2 separate regions of the Homo sapiens genome follow, and region 2 is linked to region 1. A link is a contact called in ENCODE Hi-C or POLR2A ChIA-PET data. All regions are on one chromosome and are shown on one strand. The core of a region is the stretch at or near the end of the contact, and the rest is flanking DNA. Distances in the headings are between cores, read along the strand shown.

Region 1 (7,154 bases), core at 1,494-3,993:
GCTATCTTTGACCAATCAGCAATCTCTACACTTCAGCCCACTCCAAAATCCTTAACAACCTTAGCCCCAGACTCCTAGGGGAGACGGAATAGAGGTTTCCTCCCATCTTCTTGATCTGCAGCTCTATGATCTGCTGTAACCCGGTGTCTCAGGGCATTGACTTGCCATGCATATTGGACAATGGACCTATTACGGTTCCAGTATGTCTCATATGTCTTCTTGGACCTGTTTTTTAAATGTTTTTAAAATGAGACAATGTACAATACAAATTTGGAATAATTTTACAACATATTAAAGTCAGATAAGAAACAGGCAAGATACACGGAATTAAAACTTACCATAAAGGTTCATTTTTTTTTTTTTTTGCTAGAATAGGGAATTTCTCCAAAATGTATTTGAAAACCATTAAGAACTCAACTGAGACAGTGACTTCAATGATCCAGTGAATCAAAGAGGCCACAGTGATTAATTTTAACTAATTCTTTGTTTAGATCAAATTGAACAAACAGCCTTCCTATGCAGTTTTGATATTGGATTATTTTTTTTTCACTGTAGGAATGCAGAGTAATTGATATCTCATATTTAAGTTATAAGAACTGCTTGAGAAATTTGAACATTGAAGGAAAGACCTTTGGAATTTGAAGAGCTATGCCACTAACAACAGACATACATATAGTTGTTCATTTAGCAAAGTACACCACGTGGATGCTACATTTGGGAGGAATTTTGATGGGTGCATTACAAAGTCTGACTAAAAGCAATGCATGTTTGGTGGTGATGTTAGTTCTTTTAATCACTCCTGATGGACCATCCATATCTTCCTATGACCACATGTCCGATGCAGAGGAGAAAAGATTATTTTCCTCACCCACTGCTAGGTTCATTGCTGAGACCCCTATAACAAAAGACAGACTAACAAGTGGAAGGCATGCAAATGTAAAATTTATGTGATATGGGCACTTTCAAAAATGAATGATAACTCGAAGAAACAGAAAAAAACTGTGTATTTTTATGGACAGTCATGCAGAAGTATGATTGGAAGATAAAAGGATATGATCTAAAGGTAATAAACTGCAGGAACAAGCAAGGCCTGTTTTTCAGTTTCTTCTTGATATTTCTGTGCCTTTGAGGACAAGGATGTTTCTCTCTTTGGGGTATAGGGAGGACCCCTCTAGAATGAAGGTCTTATAACCTACTTTAGGGAAAGACCAGAGAATTTCTGCTTCAGTGAAGAAGGAGCGAGAGGAAGGTGAGAATGACCTTCCCGCTTCTGCTTTGTCTTCAAATGCCAAGGTGTCACATTTTTTGGTAGCATGTCTCTAACCCTCTCATGGATAAAGAAGGCTATTACTGATTTAAAGACCATTTGAATCAAATTGTAGGACATTCTGCCATTTAGTAACTTTTTAAGAGCCCCAGTAATACCACAAGCAAATACATACATTAACATATATTACTTAATCAATAATACATACATACCATCCATCCTACTATTTACTTTGAGTTCCAATGCTACCTAAAATGAAAAGTTTTTAATGCATTTTAGGAGCCGAAACAGAATTCTGTTTCCTGTGTGATACAGAAAAATAAGAGCAAAATTGAGCTTTTGATGCTTTAGGCAATCACAGATTAATGAGAATGTGAGTTCTTGGCACTAGGAAGGAGCTCTGCATTTAATATTATCTCTCATATTTGAAGATGATGCTTGACAGCTTGACCATGATGCCAAATAAAAAAGAAACTTTCCTGTTTGCAGAGACTATTTGTGTTCATTAGGGTACTAGCTAAGTGGCTATAACTTGAAGACCTCAAATAAAGAGGTATAAACTAGAAAAATGTTTATTTTTCTCTTACTTAATAGTCCAGAGGTAGGTGAGCTGTCCAGGGCAAGTAGACAGCTCTTTTCCTGTCATCCAGGGACCCAGGGACCCAGGCTCCTCCCATCTTTAGGTTATATCATCCTTTAGGATGTCTCATGGCCACTGTGTTTAAGTTCGAACCACTAGAAGGGGAAAGAAGGACAGGGCAAGCAGATTCCTTTTAAGGTTATGACAGTGTTGAAATTTACCTGAGCCCTGTGATCCTGAAAAACAGCCATGATTAAAGAAATCCTGCCACCCATTGTGTTCTAGGAAACAGCAGCTTACTCAACCACGACTTTGTTAAGAATCAAGGATGCCCGATATGGTTTGGATTTGTGTCCCTGCCCAAGACTCATGTTGAATTGTAATCCTCAGTGTTGAAGTAGGGGCCTGGTGGGAGGCGATTAGATCCTGGGGGTGGATTTCCCTCTTGTTGTTATTGGGATAGTGAATTCTCACAAGATCTGGTTGTTTAAAAATGCGTAGCACCTCCCCCTTCTCTCTCTTCCTCCTGCTTCAGCCATGTAAGATGTGCCTGCTTCCCCTTCACCTTCTGCCATGATTGTAAGTTTCCTGAGGCCTCCCAGCCATGCTTCTTGTAAAGCCTGCAAAAACTGCGAGCCAATTATGCCTCTTTTCTTTATAAAGTACCCAGTTTCAGGTTATTTCTTTATAGCAGTATGAGAACAGACTAATACAATGCCCCTCTTGTTTTCCTATGACAAGGCCAGACACAGACTTTCCAAATTCCTATTCTTTGCCTTTGAAATTATCAGCTGGACTGTTTTCTCACCACCGATCAGTGGAAACAAAATGCTTACTAACCAAACCTTTGTTAAGATTTTCTCCTTCCTCTAGTCCCCTGAACTCTTGCCTGCTTTAAGCCTGAGTCAGCCATACAACCCTTCCTTAAGGATCTCTGCCAAAAAAATAGACTGGTCTCAGGGTAAAACATTCCTGGATGTACTATCTGATCCTTCCATACTTTCATCCCACTTCTCTACATCTACATCTTTCTGGTCTTGTTTACTTCTCTTTAGACAAGAAAAATCCTTTTTGCCTAAAGCTTGCAGATCTTATAGTCAAATGTTCTCCTTTGTGCAATAGTCCCTCTCTTACTCTTTGCAAAAGTCCTTTTGAATAAAGTCCAGATTTGTTTTTAACTTGACAGATATAAACCAGAAGTTCCATTGGTTGGAGCCTAGCTACAAAGGGGCCTGGGAAGAACACTGTCTAGCTGGACAGCTAAATCCAGCTAAAACTCAAGAGTTCTATTATTAAACAAAAGAATCAGGTAATATATATTAGAAGACAATTGCCAGTATCTGCCACTCTCTTCTCACAGTAAGATACTGTTTGTAGTTCTACATTTCTTCTCTCAGACTGGTACTTTTGGACAAAATAGGTAACTCAGAATCTGGTTGTCCCTTGTCGCTTTTGTCTTCCTGTCAGTTTCCTGGCACTTGACTACTCTGCCATGTTTCTGAAAATGTGTCAAAATGGTCTTTCTTCCAAGTAAAACGCTTAGGGCTTCTCAAATTCAGCTTAGGACTTAGAGCTTCTAAAGTTCTGTTTAAAACCTAATCAAACTTTGGAAAATGTGGTTTTTTTTTGGTGTGGAAACAGCTGGGCTTTGTCCTTACTGTATATAATTATGGAGGCTGAGCAATCCTACCAGGCAACCCTGGTTTTTAGAGATGGATGGCTCTGGTATCAAATCCTGGCTCTGCCAGTTACTAGCTGAAGAGCCTTAAGTGTGGTATATAACCTCATGAAGGTTTGTTTTCTTCTCTATAAGAGTACTAAAATCTATATTGTAGACTTATTGCAAGAATTAGAGATAAAATTTAAAAAATGTCCAGTATAATGCCTGGCCTTGGCATACGCTAAAAAAATGGCAGATGCTACTTTAATTATTTGATACAACTTTTCTTTGGAATTCTTCCATTACATATCTTCCAGGTGCCTCATCATTTTGCATTGCTCTCCCTCGTCTGATTCTACACCCACATTTCATATTTCTAGATGTCATGCTTTGCAGTCCTCAACATTTTTGCTTGTCCTCTTCTCTGCTCTCAAAATTACCTAATTTGGGTTTAATTCTTTCAAGGTTCTAATTTCTCATTTTAGATATACAATTTCTTTTAGAAAAGTAATTCTGCCAGGCTGGGCAACATGGCAAGATCTCATCTCTACAAAACTAAATAAATTAGCTTTGTGTTGTGGCATGCACCTGTAATCCCAGCTACTTGGAAGGCTGAGGCAGAAGGATCCTTTGAATTCAGGATGTTGAGGCTGCAGTGAATCATATTCACTCCACTGCACTCTAGCTTGGGCAACAGAGTGAGACCCTGTCTCTAAAACAAACAAACAAACAAAAAATTCAATTCTGGTGTTCTGGAACTACAACAAATAGGAAGGATGAGTTAGATCTTTGGTTGTTTTTGAATTGCATCATGCTGGGCTTCTGGCCATCAGAATTACCCAGTGATATTTTCTAAAGAATCCGCTTATTACCTATTTTCTGCACATATTAGGAGCAGTAGAATTTCATTGCTCCCACTTATTGAGAAAATTCCCGCAAAGATGTTTAAGTGGTCAAAATTCATTGCATATCTTGGTAGCATGCATTTTGATGGAATATGCACAAAGTAGTGATTGATACTAGTTGCAGAATCCACTCCCCAAAAGGGAGAAAAATGGAATCACTCATATTCTTTCACAGTGCTGAGATAGTATCTGTGAGTGAATGCACAAGATTCTTATTTCAGGTATATATGGCTTTAAATTGATATCTACAAGTCATATTGTGGACTTCCTTATGTGTTCATTTGGTATAGATTATTAGAAGTTTTAAAGTCCCGTCACTGAACTTGTTTTTCTAAGAATAACCCTTCATATTTGAGTTCTTGCCAAATTCAGTCTTAATCATTATGCAACAAAATATTCTATGTCATCTGTTGGTGTGTTTACAAAGGAATGAGCATAAGCACATATGTATTTACGACCAAAAAATTAATCTTAAAAAAAAAATCACTCTAAGTTATGGGGAATTCTGGAAGCTTCTGAGTAAGCCAAAAGACAAGTTTCATATAAGGAGGTTCAGTAATTTTTGTTGCATTTGATGAGAATAAAACAAGACTTCACATATTACTAGCAGCTCAACTTGGTGCTAAGACTAAAGTTTCCCTGATGATGAAGCATTTTTGCCTTTCCCCAAGTCTTAGTGCAGGATTTGAGGAATAGGGATATAAATAAGACAATGTGTTGAGTAAGTTTCTGAGATGGAGAAGAAGGTTGCAAGAGAATAACTGAATGGTTATCAGACAATATTTGATGTCAATGTCTAAAAATTATTCCTCTGCCACATTCCCTTTTGGAGAGCCTACAGGCTAACTGGTGATAGTTCCAGGAGTGAATACATTCAGGAGTAAGTCTATTTCAAACACAAAAAATACTCCTTTCCTCCAGTCAATATCTTAATATCTTGAAGAAATTAATTTTTTTTTTTTTGAGACAGGGTCTCACTTTGTCACCCAGGCTGGAATGCAGTGGTGTGATCTTGGCTCACTGCAGCCTCAACCTCCTGTGCTCCAACGCTCCTTTTGCCTCAGCCCCCAAAGTAGCTGGGACTACAGGCTCACGCCACTATGCCCAGCTAATTCTGTGTATTTTTTGTAGAGGTGGGGTTTCGCTATGATGGCCAGGCTGGTCTCGAACTTCTGAGCTCAAGTGATCTGCCTACCTTAGTCTCCCAAAATGCTGAGATTACATGTGGGAGTCATGGTGCCTGGCTGAGATTCGATTTTTAAAATCTTTATAATATGCTTGAAATTATTCCATCTCTCCATCACCCTTGCCACTAAGTCCAAGTCACCATCATCTCTGGCTTGGATTATTGCAATGGGTTCTTAACTTGTCTATCCACTTTTGTATTTTTTCAAATTATCACAAGGTAGCCAGAGTCATTTCCTAAAAACAGAAATCAAATCATGACACTCTTCTCATTAAAACCTCTCAATGGTTTCTCACTGAAGTTAGAGGAAAATCCAAACTTCGTCCCATGTCCTACAAGACTGAATACTCTGGCTTCTGAAGGTCTTTCAGCCTTGGCAGCTTTTCTTACTGAGCATTGCTCCAGACCCTTGGGTCCTTCGTCGTTGTCAGTTTGCTGAGTGCTTTCCTGCTCCGCCTCTGCTCTCTGCTCTCTCCCAGTCTTCACAGGGCATTTTCCTCATTGCAGTTTAAACATGAGCTCCTCAAGGAGGCCTTTTCTGATTACCCCATTTAAGTAGGCTCTCCTTACTCTGGTGTTCTCAATCATAGCACCCTGTCTCCTTCGTAGCTTTTATCATTATTTGTAATTACATACTGATTTATTTGTTTATCATATGTCTCCCCTACAAATGTGTAAACTCCCTAAAATGCAACGGCCATATGTAACTTATTCACCACTCATTATTCAACCCTTAGAACATGCCAAGAACATAGTAGGTGCTCAATAAGTAGTTGTTGAATGAATGGAATGAACAATAATTACACAAACAAATAGCTATTGGACCTTTATTATGTGTTGGGCACTTGGCCTACCATAATAATAATGTTTTACCTTTATGAGAAGCCTGTGAAAGAGATACTGACATCTCTGGTTTACCGATGAAGAACTGGAGGATTAGAGACTTTAAATAACTTGTCCAAAGTTTCACAGCTAATAGGTGACAGAGATAGGACTCAAACTTAGTTCAAGCTTAAGATTCATGCTACTGTATTAACTACTACTATCTATCATTTATTTTGCAAATATTTATTGAGGATATAAAGTGAATAAAAGTACTGGGAAATAAGGAGCAGCAGTAGTAATAGTTATATGCTAACTGACATTTGAAATACACTTATAGATGAAATTACCAGATGATATTTGCAAAGCATCAAGCACAGCACTACAGTGTACTATACAGAGGGATTGCAGAGTCAAGACATAATTGAGAGCGCCCAGTGACTGATAGAAGGTCCTGCCACGAAGAGTTGTGGATGTGGTTTGGAGACATCTCTGGCTGAGCCTGATCTGCTGCTAGAGAGGAGACAATGGTGCATCTTAACAAATGACAATGCTGCTTCTGGTGTGATAGCAGCAGACTCAAATCAGGTTTTCAGTCTACTTTTAAGGAAACAGATGGTAATGTATACCTTATAAATGCTTGCAGGCTTTGTGGATAAAATGTCCTTTCAAGCCATTTGGAAATGTTCCACAGATCTGTGTTGTTATGGTGATGCAATGGAGCAGACGTAGAA
Region 2 (7,228 bases), core at 3,431-5,930, 48 kb before region 1:
GCAGCCTCATCCCCTGGGTTCAAGCCTCAGCCTCAGCCTTTTAAGTAGCTGGGACTACAGGCTTATACCACTATACTTGGCTAATTTTTAAGCTTTTTGTAGAGATGGGGTTTCACTAGATTGCCCAGGCTGGTCTTTAACTCCTGGGCTCAAGAGATCCTCTTGCCTTTGCCTCCCAAAGTGCTGGAATTACAGGCATGAGCCACTGAGCCTGGCATGTTATATGCCTTTTTATGCACAAAAGCTCAGAAGGGTCTGCTTTTGAGTACCATTTGGCAGTAGTGAATGATGTGGTTGTGGGAGGAGAACAGGATATCGTGGAAAGTAAATGGCATAAAAACAAATGGTTTGGTTAGGGAATCAAGAGCCATTATAAGTATTACTGATACAAGAGATATATTATAGAAAAGGGAAGGAGCTTGGATTTATTAGAGGAAAAAGAAAGAACAGCCGGGCATGGTGGCTCACACCTGCAATCCTAGCACTTTGGGAGGCTGAGGCGAGTGGATTGCCTGAGCTCAGGAGTTCAAGACCAGCCTGGGCAACATGGTGAAACCCCATCCCTACTAAAATACAAAAAATTATCTGAGTGTGGCGGCATGCGCCTGTAATCCCAGCTACTCAGGAGGCTGAGGCAGGAGAATTGCTGGAACCTGGGAGGCAGAGGTTGCAGTGAGCTGAGATCGTGCCACTGTGCTCCAGCCTGGGCGACAGAGCCAGACTCTATCTTAAAAAAGAAAGAAAGAAAGAAAGAAAGAAAGAAAGAAAAGTAAAAAGAAAGAATGTGGTGAAGTGAAGTTTTGGAAGTTTTTAGAAGGGGTTTTGGAAGTTTTTGGAAGTTTGGAAGTTTTTGGAAGGGGTAATGAGAGTGATGGAGAGTCTAGTGCATCTGTTACATGGGTGACAAGTCAAAGACTGCAGAAAAGCCCAAGAAGCCCAAGCATGCAGCTAACAAAGGGTGAGCTCATGGAGAGGTCTATGGACACCTGTTAGCCCTGTGGGTCCACAGCCAAGTGTCTGGGGCCACGGTTAGCAAGCAAAACCAAACTAGAGGAAAAATATGTCTACATGCATGCAGTGATGGGGCTGGGGGAGAAGTAGGAGGAGAATTGAACAAATAAAGAAGAGTTTTATTTAGGAAGATTAGGAGATAACAGCTTTCTCAGGTGGCTAAGCAAATAGCCCCAAAAGATAATTTAAAATATTAGATTCTAAGGCTGGAGAGTTTTTTGGGCAAAATAATTAAACAAAAAACAAAAAAAAAGAAAGAAAAAACCTCTTGAGGATTGCCTATCTTGCAATTATTTGTACCTCTTTTATTGTCATTTATTAATGTCCTCAACAGGAATGATTGGCATGTCAGTTGCAATGAATGAGAGAGATCAAGAATAAATGGTGTAAGGAAATTACTTTCCTTCAGTTTATAAACATAAAAGGAAATCTTCAAATGCTCTGGTACTCGTGGCAAAGGCAGTTGGTTGTGATACTGTCACACTTCCAGACAAATTGAGTCTATGAGTTCTATTTAAAACTGTAAAAGCCACTGAGCATAGAAATAACTTGGCTTTTGATCTTAATTACATAGAGTCATATCGTAGTGTAAATATGAATTAAGCATTTGTAATTTTTTTTAAGACAGAGTCTCACTCTGTTGCCCAGGCTGGAGTACAGTGGCGTGATCTCAGCTCACTGCAACCTCCGCCTCCCAGGTTCAAGTCATTCTCCTGCCTCAGCCTCCTGAGGCTACAGGCACATGCCACCATGCCCGGCTAATCTTTGTATTTTTAGTACAGACGGGATTTCACCACGTTGGCCAGGCTGGTCTCAAACTCCTGACATCAGGTGATCCACCTGCCTTGGCCTCCCAAAGTGCTAGGGTTACAGGCATGAGCCACCGTGCCCAACCAAGTATTCGTATCTTTAAGTCACTTTAGTGGTACTAAAATGTTGGTAATCTGCTGGTTTAATGCTATAGTGAATTGTAGTGATGATTTTTGGGTTGAAAACCATAGCCTGTAGTTCTCAATGCCTAAAATCCTGACAAATTTAAACAGACGCTGTAGAGGATGTACATTAGTCAGTTAGTGCTGGATGACAAACAATCACAAAATCTAGTGACATAAAACCATAAGTATTTATTTCTTGTTCATTCATTTGTGTGTCAGTTCTAGTTCAGCTTCTTCAAGCTCTGGCTGAGGGTTGGGCTTGAGTCTCCTTCATGAATATTCCTTTTGGGACTTGGTCTACAAAGTAATAGCTATCCAGCAGAAGTTCTTTTCATAGCAATAAGAAGGAGTGCAGGAGGCAAACTCAATCACACAGACACATTCTAGCCTTGGCTCTCATCATGTATGCTAACATCTTATTGGTTAAAGGAAGTCACATGGCTAAATCCATCAGTAGGGAAGTGTGTTCCTTCTATGGAAAGGGGAAGAATGAACATTTCCTTAGCAACAATCTAATTTACTGTAAGATGCTTTATATATTGCTATTATTCCTAAAAATTCTTTAATTTCTTAACATTTCAAATTATATAAGTTTGTATTTAGTTGCAAGTGACAGAAAACCCACAGGAGCTTAAACAATATAAACTTTTATTTCATACATATAAATGAAGTCCACAGGAAAGCAAGCTGAAATGGCATGGCATCTTTATAATTTTCAAGAATGCAGCGGCTTCTCTTCAGCTCTATTCCTATTCCCAGGCCGCCTTCTGATCCAAGAAGGCTGCTCAAGTTCCAGCCATCAAGTTCATATTCCAGACAGCAAGGTGAAGAACAAGATGAAGGAAGTCACATCTCTTCTCTTCCCAGAAGTTGCACACAATTCTTTTGCTTGTCTTATTGGCCAGAAATTATTCACATAATTACACTAGCAAGGAAAGTTAGAAACTTAGACTGTATTCTTGGAATTCTCCAGGTATCTATATTTGCTGTCAAAAATAATGGATTTTATAATGTTAATATACTATTAGAGAAGAACAGCTGTTGGTGTAAACAATTGATAGTCTTTGCCACAAATTCCAAAGAAACTACATTCTTGTCACTACCTAGCCTTTCAATGAGATATTTTATTCCTTCTTCTAAGTTCTTACAATAAAAATATGATTGTTAACAAAGACACCATAGATATTATCTCTTAAATTAAAGTTCTGAGTTATTTTTAGTTACAGCTGGCAAGCTGCCAAAAGGAAAAAGGGAGAGGGACTGAAGTTTCTAATATGGATGTCAATTCTCAGTGGAATTATCCAGCTCTACTACCTTCCAAGTTGATCCTGAGAACGGATTCCAGGGACAGCCATTACTTTATCTTTACTACTATAATATGTTAATTTCAGTATATGAGTTCTTGAAAGACTTCAGAGAAGAGAACATTTCCTGTTACGAATAAATGGTTACAAGTTGAATTAACCCACAGACATTGATGGTTGTCATGATCATTAACCTGTAATCAAGGTTATCCAAGATCTGTTCCCAATTTACCTTTCTAGGTCTGTCTCCCACTACTCTTTTTCACGTATCTTTATAAAATTTATAACATGCTGAAAAAATGTCAAGTATTATAGATGACTTTCTTAAACAAACTAGATTAATTGTGCCACCCAAATATATCCTGTATCTTACTTTTTTGCCTATGCTTGAGTCATCTCAGTAGAGTGACCCACGTCATACCTACTATAAGTTTATCCATTAGTTTAAGACTGAAACCAAAATCTTTCTTAAGAAAGTCTCTCTAGAATCCCATAATCAGAAGTGATTTCTCTCAAAAGTCCAATACAACTGTATATTATATTCCCTCCTTCCTTTATTCATTCATAATTAATATTTATTGAAACCTATTTTGTGTCACTGTGCTAGGTTTCATTTATAGTCTAATGGAAGGCATTAATCAAATAACATATTCCTTATGTATAGACCATGACCTATCTCACATTATACTGCTACTGTTCATCTTGCTTACTTCCCCAAGCACTGAAAACAAATGGAAAAGCTGTGTTTTATCGTGTGCCTACCCTTCTGACACCTAGTAATGTGCCTTGCATTGTTAGTTAAATGTTCAGCAGCAATATTCGATGAATATTTCATTTATTGCCTTACTCTTCACCCCGGGGGAAGCAATTCAGAGGACATATGTTACCATTAACTGCTGTAGAAAAATTCATTTGAAATTGAAACACGCATTTAAAAATATATACATGTGTCTTCATAACTGGAGTGTTGAGGATGGAGAAGAACCTATAAGATGAAAATCCAGCGTGTTTGCCTTATTAGAAATGCAAATGTCTACTAAAATATGATTATGAGAATATGAGGTGTCCAGTGTCCAGACGTGCAAAAATCACACAGATAAAAGCAAATCTCTCTCTAATCTTTCTTTGCTTTGTGTAATTAAAAGACAGAAAGCAAACTACGCTTTCTAAATAAATGATATTCAGTCAGTTTTAGAAATGTTTGCATCCTGCTACAATCACCGCTATAATAGGTTTTCTAGGCTCTGCAGCCTTTTCCTTGTTTCCTGCTTATTCAGGCTTCAGATCTGTGGAGTGGATCATAATTAGGAATCTACTGGTTCTTTCCCCAACTCTGATTCAATTAGCCATATGTTACAGGCAGCAAACACAGTGGCTGTCAAACTTTAGCAATTACCAAGCGGGGGGGGGAGGGGAGAAAGGTTTGTGGGGTCAAAACTATGAACTTATAAAAAGCTCTTGAAGTAAAGGCAAATCTTAATAGTGGAGCATTAATCAGAATTTTGTCTGGCCATTCATTAATCATCTCACACGGACCAGCTCTGGAAAGAGCAGCCTTTCATACACGTGGGACAGAAGTGTTGAGCTCTCAGAGCAAAGGTATCAGAAAAGGCAATGAGTAAATATGCAATTCTGTTTACATTCTTCATTCCAACAGTGAAGAAAAATCAATAGGCTTACAGAATATGGCAATTGTCCTTTGAAATGAAGGCTTTCTGAAAGGTAGTTTTTCTAGCTCATAAGGGCTGATTCCAAATAAATGATTTACTCTTTGTGGAGTGCTACATGCTTAATGAGGGCTGTTCTGGGTAAGACTGGAAGTGGAAAATCCTTGGAGGGTCACTGTTAAATTCATTTTATCGAAAAGGCAGAACATTCAAATTTAAACATTTGACATTCAAAGCTGTGTTAGTTCAGAACTTCTCTGCTACATGCTGATTTGTTAGAGAAAGGGGGTTGGAAGTCCTGGGGTAGATAACATTTAAAAAAATAGTTGAAAGAAAATGAGCATTGAAGCATGTCATTCTTGAGGAAAAACTCACATAATTAGGTAGGCTTTGTGAAGAAATCTACTGCTTTAAAAAGAAAAAACCTATTAATTTTTTGGCTAACCTACCCATTCATGCTCTTCTCCATAGAAGGAGGAACTGAGTTACAATACAGCCACACTCCATTTAAAATAACATTTATTCAATAGCAGGTCTGCCTCGTAGGCAGGCTTACCTCCTCATAGAAAAGGCCTATTATAAATCCCAGTAATTTTCCCATGAGTTCTACAAAGAGTGTTTCTTTGTGGTGGGTTTGAGTACTTTATCCACTATAATTTAAATGTCTCAAATGATGTCACTTCAAACTGTTTCCCTCAGGAGGTTGCTCTAGTCTGAAAAAATCTTCATTAAGATATTTCTCTAGTATTTAACCTGGAATTTATTTATCTGTCATCCGAAATAGGTCGTTTCCCCACCAGCTTTAACCACTGAACTTTGTTCAAGAAGCGAGTGTGCTCTAGCATAAGAAAGGTTGTTATCTTTTCTTCATAAAATAAGTGACTTTTAGCTCAACTGTATTGAGTGCATTAAAATTCCCATTTGATTTATTTTGCTCTAGGTATGTATCCATGTCTGTGGACACTAGTTGAGATTTTGGTCCAGGAAAAGCTGAGGTTTGGTTGGGGGAGGGTGAAGGTGAGTGGAGAGGATTTTAAAGTGTAAACTTTTACTCTCTCATATCAAATAGAAATTTTAAAAAAATATCGAGAGGGTAAACATTCACCTAGTGGAAAAGAAACTGAAGAAATCAATGAAGCCACGGAATATAGGTGTGACCTTTAGACTTTTTTCTTTTTGAGGTTAACAAAGTGGAAAAGCATCTTGCTAAGAAGTCAGGGTACAAATTTCTGACCCCTTTAAGAACATCTACTGTAACACTTTAGCTTTAAGTACTTCTACTTATTTATTTATTTAATGACTGCATCTTACCCTGTCACCCAGACTGGAGTGCAGTGGCACTATCAAAGCTTACTGCAGCAAACTCCTGGGCTCAAGTGATCCTCCTGCCTCAGCCTCTCCAGTAGCTCAGACTACAGGCCTGTAGTGGCCTAATAATTTATCATCACTCCTGGCTAATTAAAAAAAAACCCCTTTTTTTTTTCTTTTTGTAGAGACAGGGCCTCTCTAAGTTGCCCAGGATGGTCTTGAACTCCTGGGCTAAATGCTTCTTCCTCCTCAGCCTCCCAAGTAGCTAAGACTTCTGCATTGATTTTAATAGCTTAATTGGAATGACAAGGGAAGTGAGGGTTGCCAGAGCCAACACGTTAAATGCCTGTCTTGGGTGGCAGGCAGCTCCATGGTGAAGAGAGAACTCACTGGGCTCCATTGCCCCTTCCTGTGATGGGCTACCACACAGGATGAGGATCTTTGCTGCTAAGTCTCTCATCTGTTTCAAGTGTGTGTGCATATTGACAGTTCTCCTAAGGAAAGCAGAGCACTCCTATGGAGGTCCTAGAGGGTACATACAGCAGCTGATGATAACGTTTTTTTTTTCTACTAGGAGAGTTTTAATTAAAACTACATGTGGTTTGAGATGTTTGCTGTTCTTTCTCTTCTGAAAATCCTTACAATTCATTTTGCATAAAAAGAAAAATTCTAAAGTCTTTCATTTAAATAGTGAGATGATAGCTTCAGTAAGAATTGCTGTGTTGGGCTTTCATATATGGTTACTGAAAGCACAATGCAAAGGCCAGGACTGAATTTAACAGGCCATTTGCCGCAAGTAGCAGTATCACTGGATACCACCAACAGGTTCATGTTGAAGGTTTTTAAAAAAGCTTTTAAATTTTGCAATTAAAACATATACAGGCCAAGTGCAGTGGCTCATGCCTATAATCCCAGCACTTTTTGGGAGGCCGAGGTGGGTGGATCATTTGAGGTCAGGAGTTTGAGACCAGCCTGGCCAACACGGTGAAACCCCGCCTCTACT

The links. A loop is a pair of places that touch in the nucleus more often than their neighbours do. ChIA-PET counts read pairs that join two places held with the same protein, here RNA polymerase II (POLR2A). Pooled maps may share reads with other maps.
Region 2: a loop to region 1 is called in a map of Calu3, with 2.6 times the contacts of the local background. The contact joins two enhancer-like sites. A Hi-C loop is called at or near these places in 2 of 168 maps with a recorded cell type or tissue (Calu3 and endothelial cell of hepatic sinusoid) and 1 of 50 pooled maps. POLR2A ChIA-PET finds 5 or more read pairs at or near these places in 1 of 52 experiments (naive thymus-derived CD4-positive, alpha-beta T cell).

Annotation. Positions count from the first base shown.
Region 1 is chr12:19,014,385-19,021,538 of GRCh38, reverse strand. No RefSeq gene overlaps it. Among named protein-coding and RNA genes, the nearest start is that of PLEKHA5, 110 kb to the left of the region's middle. Within about 2 kb of position 2,743, at least 3 of the 41 ENCODE cell types and tissues checked have a DNase peak (open chromatin) inside an H3K27ac peak, as active enhancers do.
Region 2 is chr12:19,064,288-19,071,515 of GRCh38, reverse strand. It overlaps LOC107984527 (a long non-coding RNA gene), which reads right to left. Exons shown (of 2, transcript XR_001749033.1): 2 at 2,578-2,932. Among named protein-coding and RNA genes, the nearest start is that of PLEKHA5, 62 kb to the left of the region's middle. Within about 2 kb of position 4,680, at least 2 of the 41 ENCODE cell types and tissues checked have a DNase peak (open chromatin) inside an H3K27ac peak, as active enhancers do.